2 separate regions of the Homo sapiens genome follow, and region 1 is linked to region 2. The links are chromatin loops, found by intact Hi-C in ENCODE. Cell type or tissue: gastrocnemius medialis. All regions are shown on one strand. Links, peaks and the distances in the headings refer to the core of each region. The heading gives the core; the rest is flanking DNA. Region 1 overlaps ATP6V0D1-DT (ATP6V0D1 divergent transcript). Region 2 overlaps DUS2 (dihydrouridine synthase 2).

Region 1 (5,374 bases), core at 307-5,306, 530 kb after region 2:
TTCACATATAAAATGTAGAGTCACTGAGCTGCTAATCACAGCCTCACAACAATGTCACCACTTGCCGCCCTGCCTACCCTCCTGCCCGCTTTTTTCCCCTTTCCTCCCTCCCCTCCTGCTGCCTCTTTCCTCTTTGGAAAAAGCACAGGACACAGATCGTACTGTGACTTGTGTCTCTTTTTCCCCGGGCGTGTCCTCAACCTTGGCAAGATAAACCTCTAAATTGATTGAGATGCCTCAGTCACTTTTTGGTTCACACCATTAATATTTACCATGTGAGAAATTAAAACAGAGAAAATGTTTACATGTTTATTAATTTATTTAAAATGATATCATGAAACCATTACATGTTAACACAACTTTTTTTTTTTTTGAGAAGGTGAAGGTGTCTTGCTCTGTTGCCCAGGCTGGAGTGCAGTGGTGCGATCTTGGCTCACTGCAACCTGCCCCTCCCAGGTGCAAGCAATTCTTCTGCTTCAGCCTCTCAAGTAGCTGGGATTATAGGCGCATGCCACCAAGCCCAGTTATTTTTTTTTTTTTTTTTTGAGACGGAGTCTTGCTGTCGCCCAGGCTGGAGTGCAGTGGCGCGATCTCTGCTCACTGCAGGCTCTGCCCGCTGGGTTCACGCCATTCTCCTGCCTCAGCCTCCTGAGCAGCTGGGACTACAGGCGCCCGCCACCTCGCCCAGCTAATTTTTTGTATTTTTAGTAGAGATGGGGTTTCACCATGTTAGCCAGGATGGTCTCGATCTCCTGACCTCATGATCCGCCCGCCTTGGCCTCCCAAAGTGCTGGGATTACAGGCGTGAGCCACCGCGCTCAGCCAGCCCAGCTAATTTTTATATTGTTAGTAGAGATGGGGTTTCATTATGTTGGTCAGGCTGGTCTCGAACTCCTGATCTCAAGTGATCCTCCCACCTCAGTCTCCCAGCGTTGAGATTACAGGCATGAGCCACTGTGCCCAGCCAACACAACATACTTTTAATGAAAAATAACTACATTTTTCCAAACCAAAAAGAAAGTGAAAACAGTGGTATTGTTTTGTATTTTTTGCAAATCTCTTCAATGTCTGGTTTAATATTCTGGTTTAATTCCCATATCTGCTTCTATACTCAACCTGTTTCAACATCACATGTCACAAACAGCCAGGCGCAGTGGCTCACACCTATAATCCCAGCACTTTGGGAGGTGAAGGCGGGAGGATCACTTGAGGCCAGGAGTTGGAAGACCAGTCTGGGCAACATAGCAAGACCCCTCTGTCAGTATAAAAAACAAAATAAAAAAACACATGTCATGTAGCCTCTGGAAAATCCCACTGTACACTCATGAAAGACAAATAATATCTTTTTTTTTTTTTTTGAGACAGTGTCTTGCTCCATCACCCAGGCTGGAGTGCAGTGGTGAGATTTCAGCTCACTGCAATCTCTGCCTCCCGGATTCAAGCAATTCTCCTGCCTCAGCCTCCTCCTGAGTAGCTGGGATTACAGGCATGCATCACCACACCCAGGTAATTTTTGTATTTTTAGTAGAGACTGGGTTTCACCATGTTGGCCAGGCTGGTCTGAAACTCCTGACCTCATTATCCATTTGCCTTGGCCTCCCAAAGTGCTGAGATTATAGGCGTGAGCCACCGTGCCCAGCTGACAAATAACATCTTAATATTACCGTGAACCTAGTGTAGACTTTATGGATACTTCAAAAGGACCGCACTTTGGAAACCACAGAGTTAAACAATATCAAGTCTCATTGGCTTCATGCAATAAAAATGTACTCCAATGAAGACTGGCCAGCTTCCCATGGAGAGCTGGCTTTTTCCATCATGCTGTAAATTATACCATCTGGAATGCGTGGTTTCCAAGTTTACTGAGAGAGAGAAGGGGGCTGGTGAATCAGGTGGGATGCTTTTAAGGGTAGGGCCTGAGCCAGGCACACTGGCTCATGCCTATATGACATCAGCTATTAGGGAGGCTGAGGTGGGAGGATTGTTTGAGCACAGGAGGTTGAGGCTGCAGTGAGTCATGATCACAGCACTGCACTCCAGCCTGGGTGACAGAACAAGACTCAGACCTTTAAATAAAAAAAAGACTAGGGCCTAGAGGTGGGGCATGTCACTGGAAATGTCATCTTCCTGTGTGTCCAGGAAGAGAATTGGGTGTGGTGAACACTTAGCATCTGCTCCACCCCTGGGGTGATCGTGGCGCTCACATGATCCTGTGACCGGAAGCCTCCACAGGGTCACTTCATGAACATTTCTCATGTTTCTGCAGCATTTTCAAACAGTTGCCCTGTTAGTGACAGCAGTTATAACAGGTGACTTTGACTTCGAGCATTTGTCCCATTCAAATTAATTTTTCTATTTTAATTATAAAAGTAATACATGTTCACACACACAAAGCATCATTTCAATGATCAGAAGGACAAAAGAGAAAGATAAACATTACACCCCATGGAACCTCCTTGAACTGTGTCACCACCCGCGAGAAGCATAGTGAATTCTCTCAAAAAGTTTCTTTGCATCTCTAAGCTTACATCTACATCTATTTTTTGGAATGCAGTTGGGGTCATATTATGCATACTGTTCTATAAATCCGGAAGGAGGGGCATTAAGTAGACAAGATGATATGCAGAAGCAGATGGAAGGTAGAAAAACTCCTCTGCATGAATTCAGGGCTCCCTCTGGCTGAAAGAAGAAAAAGAAGAGCGTGGCTGGGGATGTGGCCGTAGAGCAATGACAGTCAGGCCTAGCCTCCCAGCAGCACGCAGGAGAGGCAGCCAGACCCCCAGATGGACTGCCCAGTCCTCACAGGCAGATAGGGTGTGGACAGCCTCACAAAAATGCCTGGGTCCCCAGCACTGCAGAGTCTTCAGCAAGTTGCTGGGCCTAGAGTCGTGACGACTAGGCATGGTGGCCTTCTCAGTGGTCATCTGTGAGGACACATAACCATGGACTAATTCCCCTCCTACCCTCTGCGTGGCATAACCCTGAACAGAGAACAAACACAAGAACAAACCTAGTGCCAGGAGTGGAACCCTGCCTGTTTTTGTATAACCCACAAGTCAAGAATGGTTCCTTCCTTCCTTCCTTCCTTCCTTTCTTCCTTCCTTCCTTCCTTCCTTCTCTTTCTTTCTTTTCTTTCTTTCAGAGGGTGTCTTGTTCTGTCGCCCAGGCTGGAGTGCAGTGGTGTGATCTTGGCTCACTGCAACCTCCGCCTCCTGGGTTCAAGCGATTCTCCTGCCTCAGTCTCCCAAGTAGCTGGGATTACAGGCATCTGCCACCACACCTGGCTAATTTTTGTATTTTAGTAGAGACAGGGTTTCACTATGTAGGTCAAGCTGGTCTTGAACTCCTGACCTCAAATGATCCATCCGCCTCGGTCTCCCAAAGTGCTGGGATTACAGGCGTGAGCCACTGTGCCCGGCCTTATTGATTGATTGATTGAGACAGGGTTTCATTCTGTCATGCAGGCTGAGTGCAGTAGTGGGATCACAGCTCACTGCAGCCTCAACCTCCTGGGCTCAAGGGATCCTCCAGCCTCAGCCTCCCAAGGATTTTTTTTTTTTTTTGAGTCGGAGTCTTGCACTCTCGCCCAGGCTGGAGTGCAGTGGCGCAATCTGGGCTCACTGCAAGCTCCGGCTCCAGGGTTCAAGCCATTCTCCTGCCTCAGCCTCCTGAGCAGCTGGGACTATAGGCGCCCGCTACCATGCCCGGCTAATTTTTTGTATTTTTAGTAGAGACAGGGTTTCACTGTGTTAGCCAGGATGGTCTCAATCTCTTGATCTTGCGATCCGCCTGCTCGGCCTCCCAAAGTACTGGGATTACAGTCATGAGCCACCATGCCTGGCATTTTTTTTTTTAAACCAACTAAGAAGCACTGAAGTTTTTCTAAAGTTTTTACATTTCTCTCCTTCTCCCTCCATCTCTCTTTTTCTCTCTCTCTCTCTCTTTTTCCAAGATATGGTCTCCCTCTGTTGTCCAGGCTGGAGTGCAGTGAGCTCCTGGCCTCAAATGATCCTCCTGCCTCAGCCTCCCAAAGGGTAGGGACTACAGGTGCGCACCACCACACTCAGCTAATTTAAAATTTTTTTTGTAGAGATAGGGTCTCCTGATGTTGCCCAGGCTGCGTCTCCAACTCCTGGGTTTAAGTCATCTTCTTGCCTTGGCCTCCCAAAGGGCCAGGATTACAGGCGTGAACCACAATGAAAAAAAATCGAATGGAGGCTATTTTGTGACACATTAAAGTTATCTAAAATTCTAATTTCAGTGTGCAGACATGGAGTTTTATTGAAATGTAGCCTGGTTCATCTGTTACATGGTGCCTGTGTCTGCTTTTGGGTTCCAACAGCAGAGTCGAGTTGTTGGAACAGAGATCGTAAGTGGTGCTCTCGTCACTTTTCTTTGCTGCTCAGTGCACTATAAATTGCAGTTTTGGGCCGGGTGTCGTGGCTCATGCCTGTAATCCCAGCACTTTGGGAGGCCGAAGCAGATGGATCACCTGAGGTCAGGAGTTTGAGACCAGCCTGGCCAGCATGGTGAAACCCCATCTCTACTAAAAACACAAAAATTAGTTGGGCATGGTGGCGGGGGCCTGTAATTCCAGCTACTTGGGAGGCTGAGGCAGGAGAATCGCTTGAACCCGGGAGGCAGAGGTTGCAGTGAGCTGAGATCGCACCATTGCACTCCAGCCTGGGTGACAAGAGCGAAACTCCGTCTCAAAATAAATAAATACATAAATAAATTTCAGTTTTGAAGTTACAACTTGATAGTTTTGTTGTTGTTGTTGTTGTTGTTTGAGATGGAGTCTTGCTCTGTCGCCAGGCTGGAGTGCAGTGGTGTGATCTCGGCTCACTGCAACCTTCACCTCCCAGGTTCAAGCCATTCTCCTGTCTCAACCTCCTGAGTAGCTGGGATTACAGGTGCACACCATCACGCCCACCTAATTTTTGTATTTTTAGTAGAGAAGGGGTTTCACCATGTTGGCCAGGCTGGTTTCAAACTCCTGACCTCAGGTGATCCACCCACCCTGGTCTCCCAAAATGCTGGGATTACAGGCATGAGTCACTGCACCTGGCCACAACTTGATAGTTTGGAGTACCAAATGTATCATCATACAATGACGATTTATTTTATTTTATTTTATTTTGCTTTATTTTTGAGACAGAGTCTTACTCTGTCCCCCAGGCTGGAGTGCAGTGGTGCAATCTTGGCTCACTGCAGCCTCTGCCTCCTGGGTTCAAGCGATTTTTGTGCCTCAGTCTCTGAATACCTGGGATTACAGGCACGTGCCACCATGTTTGGCTAATTTTTGTATTTTTAGTAGAGACTTGGTTTTGCTATGTTGGCTAGGCTGGTCTTGAACTTCTGACCTCAGGTGATT
Region 2 (5,374 bases), core at 123-5,122:
AGTGGACTATCCGGGGGCACAGATGCAGGAAGACCAGAGAGAAGGCGATTCTGTAATCAACATGAAAGATGATGGTGGCTCCCTCAGACCCTGGAGCTGGTAGTGAAGGTGTTGAGAAGTGGTCACATTCTAGAAATACTCTGAAGGGAGAGCCAACAGGAGGAAAAAAGAAAATCAGAATCTCACGTCCCAAAGAAAACTACTGCTAATATTATGTTTTTGTTTTTTTTTTAAACAGAGTCTTGCTCTGTTGCCCAGGCTAGAGTGGTGCAGTGGTGCAATCTTGGCTCACTGCAACCTCTGCCTCCCGGGTTCAAGCAATTCTTCTGCCTCAGCCTCCCGAGTAGAGTAGCTGGCACTACAGGCATGCGCCACCATGCCCAGCTAATTTTTGTATTTTTAGTAGAAATGGGGCTTTGCCATATTGGCCAGGCTGGTCTTGAACTCCTGACCTCGTGATCCGCCCACCTCGGCCTCCCAAAGTGCTGGGATTACAGGCATGAGCCACCATGCCCAGCCTAATATGATTTATTCTAACCAAATATGGTCTCCTCTAAACAGTCACAAAGAGGCCAGGCATGGTAGCTCATGCTATAATTCCAGTGCTTTGGGAGGATGAGACAGATGGATTGCTTGAGCTCAGGAGTTTGAGACAAGCCTGGACAACATGGCAAAACTCCATCTCTACCCAAAAATAATAAAAAAATAAATAAAATTAGCTGGGGGTGGTGGCACATGCCTATAGTCCCGGTTACTTGGGAGGCTGAGGTGGGCGGATTGCTTGAGGCCATGAGTTCAACACCAGCCTGACCAACATAGCAAAATCCCATCTTTACAAAAAATAAAAATAATAAAAAGACAGGCAATGGCTCACGCCAGTTATCTTAGCACTAAGGAGGCCATGGTGGGGAGATCGCTTGAGTTGGAGATGGGAGATCAGCTTGGAGTTGGAGATTAGCCTGGGTAACATGGCAAGACCTCATCTCTACAGAAACATAAAAATTAGCCAGGAGTGGTAGTGCATGCCTGTAGTACCAGCTCCTAGGGAGGCTGAGGTGAGATCACTAGAGCCTGGGAGGCAGAGGTTGCCGAGCTGAGCTGATATCATACCACTGCACTCCAGCCTGGGTGACAGTGAGACCCTGTTTGAAAATAAAAATAAAACTAGGCCAGGCAAGGTGCCTCACGCCTATAATCCCAACACTTTGGGAGGCCAAGGTGGACAGATTGCTTGAACTCAGGAGTTCAAGATCAGCCTGGGCAACATGGTGAAACCCCATCTCTACAAAAAATGCAAAAATTGGGCTGGGCACGGTGGTTCATGTCTGTAATCCTAGTGCTTTGGGAGGACGAGGTGGGTGGATCACTCGAGGTCAGGAGTTCAAGACTAGCCTGGCCAATATGGTGAAACCCCATCTCTACTAAAAATACAAAAATTAGCCAGACGTGGTGGCATGCGCCTGTAATCCCAGCTACTCAGGAGGCTGAGGCAAGAGAATCACTTGAACCCAGGAGATGAAGTGAGCTGACATTGTGCCACTGCACTCCAGCCTGGGTGACACAGCAAGACTCTATATAAAAAAAAAAAAAAAAAAAAAAATTAGCACCTGTAGTCTCAGCTACTTGGGAGGATGAAGTTGGAGGATCACTTGGGCCTGGGAGGTTGAGGCTGCAGTGAGCCATGATCATGCCACTGCACTCCAACCTGGGTGACAGAGCAAGACCCTGTCTCAAAAAAAATTTTTTTTTAATTTTTAAATAAAAATAATTTTAAAAAGAAATAATCTCTGATCCAAGGTCTAAAGGAAGAGAACATGTTAACCAGTCCAATATGTAGAAAGAAAATCTTTCCCATTTCATTAATAGCATCTCCAGTCTCCCAATTACTCATTCTTAACCCACATTCCCCACATTCAATCCATCACTGACTTCTATTGAAATAACCTTCAAAATATAACTAACCCACATGCTTTACTACATGCCAATGGCCACAACTGCGCACCAGAAACCCTCCGCTCATCTGTTGCCAGGACTTTAGCACAGCCCCCAAATGTGTCTCCCAAAATCTACACTTGCCCCTTCCTATCCATTCTGCCAGCATGGGATCCTAAAAAGGCAACTCTGATAATACCACTCCCCCGTTTATACCTTTCAATGGCTTCCCACTGACTTTAGGAAAAATCCTAAACCTTTCTAATGGCCCACAAGGCCCTGCATGATCAGTCCCTACCCACCTCTCCAGCCTCACCCTCACCTGTGTCTCTCTCACCCTCCCTCTCGGCCCTGGCCACCCTGGCATTCCCTTTTTTTTTTTTTTTTTTTTTTTGAGATGGAGTCTCACTCTGTTGCCCAGGCTGGAGTGCAGTGGCGCAATCTTAGCTCACTGCAACCTCCACCTCCCAGGTTCAGCCTCCTGCCTCAGCCTCCCGAGTAGCTGGGATTACAGGCACCCACCACCACACCCAGCTAACTCCTGACCTCAGGTGATCCACCCACTTTGGCCTTCCAAAGAGCTGGGATTACAGGTGTGAGCCACTGTGCCCGGCCACCCTGGCCTTCCTTTAAAGTCTCCCACACCAAACTGTCTGCTTCCCTGGGGCCTGCCCACTTGCAGTTCTGTCTGGAATACTCCTCCAACTCAGTCATGCATGCCCATGCTAAGGTCCCCTTGTCCTTGAATGCCCCCTTTGTGAAGATACGTCCCTACAGAAAATCAAATTCAGGTCCCTGGTCCCATGCTTTCCAAACACCCTACATTTCTCTGCAGCTCAGTTACACTCCATGTGTCCACACTGACTGCTGTAGTTTCTTGTTCAATCCTCAGCTCCTCCTGGAGACCACCAGGACAACAAGCTCTACAAGAACAGGAGTGTGGCTGCTTAGTTCACTGCCAGATTTCTAGCACTGAGCCAGGTACATGACCTTTAGAGGCTGCTTAGTAAGGTGTGACTGAATACTTACCACTGTGGTAGCCAAGAGGACAGCCTCTTGTAGGGTGGTTGGTCTGGCAACTTCCTCTGGCACTCAGTCAGAGGTGCCTGACACACCCTGCCTCTAAGGAGGCTCCTCTGAGAAAAACTAGGCAGCCCCCATGCCTTTCCCAGTTACTGCCACAACCACTCACCCCACCCTGAGATCACACCCACATCACCACTTTAGTCACTCATTTCCAATCTCTTCTACCATTCCTTTTAAGGGCTGGTCTCCTCTATTACGCTCAATTTCTTAGACAGTAACCTTGGCTGGGCGAGGTGGCTCATGCCTATAATCCCAGCACTTTGGGAGGCCAAGGCAGGAGGATCACCTGAGATCAGGAGTTCCAGACCAGCCTGGCCAACATGATGAAACCCTGTCTCTACTAAAAATAAAAAAATTAGCCAGGCATGGTGGTGTGCACCTGCAATCCCAGCTACTCGGGAGGCTGAAGCAGGAGAATCACTCAAACCAGGGAGGCAGAGGTTGCAGTTAGCCAAGATCGCACCACTGCCCTCCAGCCTGGGCAACAGAGTGAGATTCCATCTCAAAAAATAAAAAATAATAACCTTAACTTCAGTTACATGGACATAATATCCTGTTAACCTTAAAAAAAAAAGACATTAAAGAAAAATACCTCCAAACATGTTGAGTTTATTTGAGAATGAGAGAAAAGGATTATAATCCAGGATGCACAGAAGGGCAAGCCACAAGTACATCTGGTGACAGAAGGGGAAAAGGAAGCTTTTATTGGCAGAAAGGGAGAGATTTATATAAGTTGCTTAGAAACAGAGTTCATGGCCAGACACAGTGGCTCATGCCTGTAATCCTAGCACTTTGGGAGGCCAAGGCAGGCGGATCACGAGGTAAAGAGATCAAGACCATCCTGGCCAACATGGTGAAACCCCGTCTCTACTAAAAATACAAAAATTAGCTGGGTGTGGCGGCGCATGCCTGTAGTCGCAGCTACTCAGGAAGCTGAGGCAGGAGAATCGCTTGAACCCGGGAGGCAGAGGTTGCAGTGAGAGATCACGCCACTGCATTCCAGCCTGGTGACAGAGCGAGACTCATCTCCAAAAAAGAAAAAAAAGAGTTCATGAGTTTCCTAGAGGATCAAAGCCAGAGTTGTCTTCAGTTCACTGGTGGAGATGCCATTACTGGGCAAGTATTCTTTCCAGAGCATTTTATCTGAATTACAATAGTCCTAAAAAATGTCTATGCCAGGCAAGGTGGCTCACACCTGTAATCCCATCACTTTGGGAGGCCAAGGCAGGAGGATCACTCAAGGCCAGGAGTTTGGGACCAGCCTGGGCAACATAGCAAGATCCCATCTCTACCAAAAATATATATATATTTTTTAACTAGCCAGGAGTGATGGAAGGTGCCTGCAGTCCCAGCCACTCTGGGAGGCTTAAGCAGAAGAATCATTGGGAGTCCAAGAGTTCGATGCAGCAGTGAGCCATGATTGTGCAACTGTACTCCAGCCTGGGTGACAGAGCAAGGCCCTGTCTCCAAAAAAAAGAAAAAGAAAACCAAAATGTCTACTGATAAACTTTTGTCATAGAAATATATATACATATGCAAAACATGCAAGCCATGCAAAGCAGGTAATTCAAGAAAGACATGAAGGGATTTCTAGTGGGTTTTTATTTATTTATTTATTTATTTTTTGAGATGGAGTCTCACTCTGTCACCCAGGCTAGAGTACAGTGGCATGATCTTGGCTCACTGCAATCTCCACCTCCGAGGTTCGAGCAATTCTCCTGCCTCAGCCTCCTGATTAGCTGGGACAAAAATTAACCACCATGCCCGGCCAATTTTTGTGTTTTCAGTAGAGACGGGGTTTCACCATGTTGGCCAGACTCGTCTTGAACTCCTGACCTCAAGTGATCCACCCGCCTCAGCCTCCCAAAGTGCTGGGATTGCAGATGTGAGTCACCACTCCTGGCCTCCGGTGGGGTTTTTAGAAAATCCTTGGAAACAGTTCTTATCTCAGACATGTAAGCATGAGCTTCCTCTACTTCACACCTTCCTTGTCCTATTTTGACAAAAGCGGTTTCATCCTGGTATCTGCAACTTTCATAATCCCATTAATTATAGTGCTTTCAGATTGAACATAACACTATTCAGGAAAAATAATGAGTATAAACAAACTTTACCATTCCCTTCCCTGTCAATTTTCCCCAAAGACAAAGCTTGCTTAAAAAGCAATTTCTGGCCAGGCATGGTGGCTCACACCTGTAATCCCAGCACTTTGGGAGGCTGAGGCGGGAGGATCGTTTGAGGCCAGGAGTTCAAGACCAGCCCAGGCAACATAATAAGACACCACCTCTACAAAAAATTAGCGGGGCATGGTGGTACACACCTGTGGTCCTAGGTACTCCACCTGCCTCAGCCTCCC

Evidence for each region. A loop is a pair of places that touch in the nucleus more often than their neighbours do. Peaks named below come from ENCODE experiments on the same cell type or tissue, not always from the same donor. Only the 100,000 strongest peaks of a DNase experiment are listed, where the experiment ranks them.
Region 1: a loop joins it to region 2, with 7 times the contacts of the local background. A loop is called at or near these places in 2 of 110 quality-filtered maps.

Annotation. Positions count from the first base shown.
Region 1 is chr16:67,501,330-67,506,703 of GRCh38, reverse strand. It overlaps ATP6V0D1-DT (ATP6V0D1 divergent transcript), which reads right to left. Exons shown (of 4, transcript NR_184227.1): 4 at 301-2,679. Among named protein-coding and RNA genes, the nearest start is that of AGRP, 20 kb to the right of the region's middle. RefSeq lists an enhancer at 1,867-1,976. In gastrocnemius medialis, for the core only: no CTCF peak of the experiment used is centred there; a DNase peak (open chromatin) is centred at 2,183; H3K27ac peaks cover 828 bases.
Region 2 is chr16:68,029,861-68,035,234 of GRCh38, reverse strand. All of the region lies in intron 2 of DUS2 (dihydrouridine synthase 2), which reads right to left. Among named protein-coding and RNA genes, the nearest start is that of DUS2, 9.3 kb to the right of the region's middle. In gastrocnemius medialis, for the core only: no CTCF peak of the experiment used is centred there; no DNase peak of the experiment used is centred there.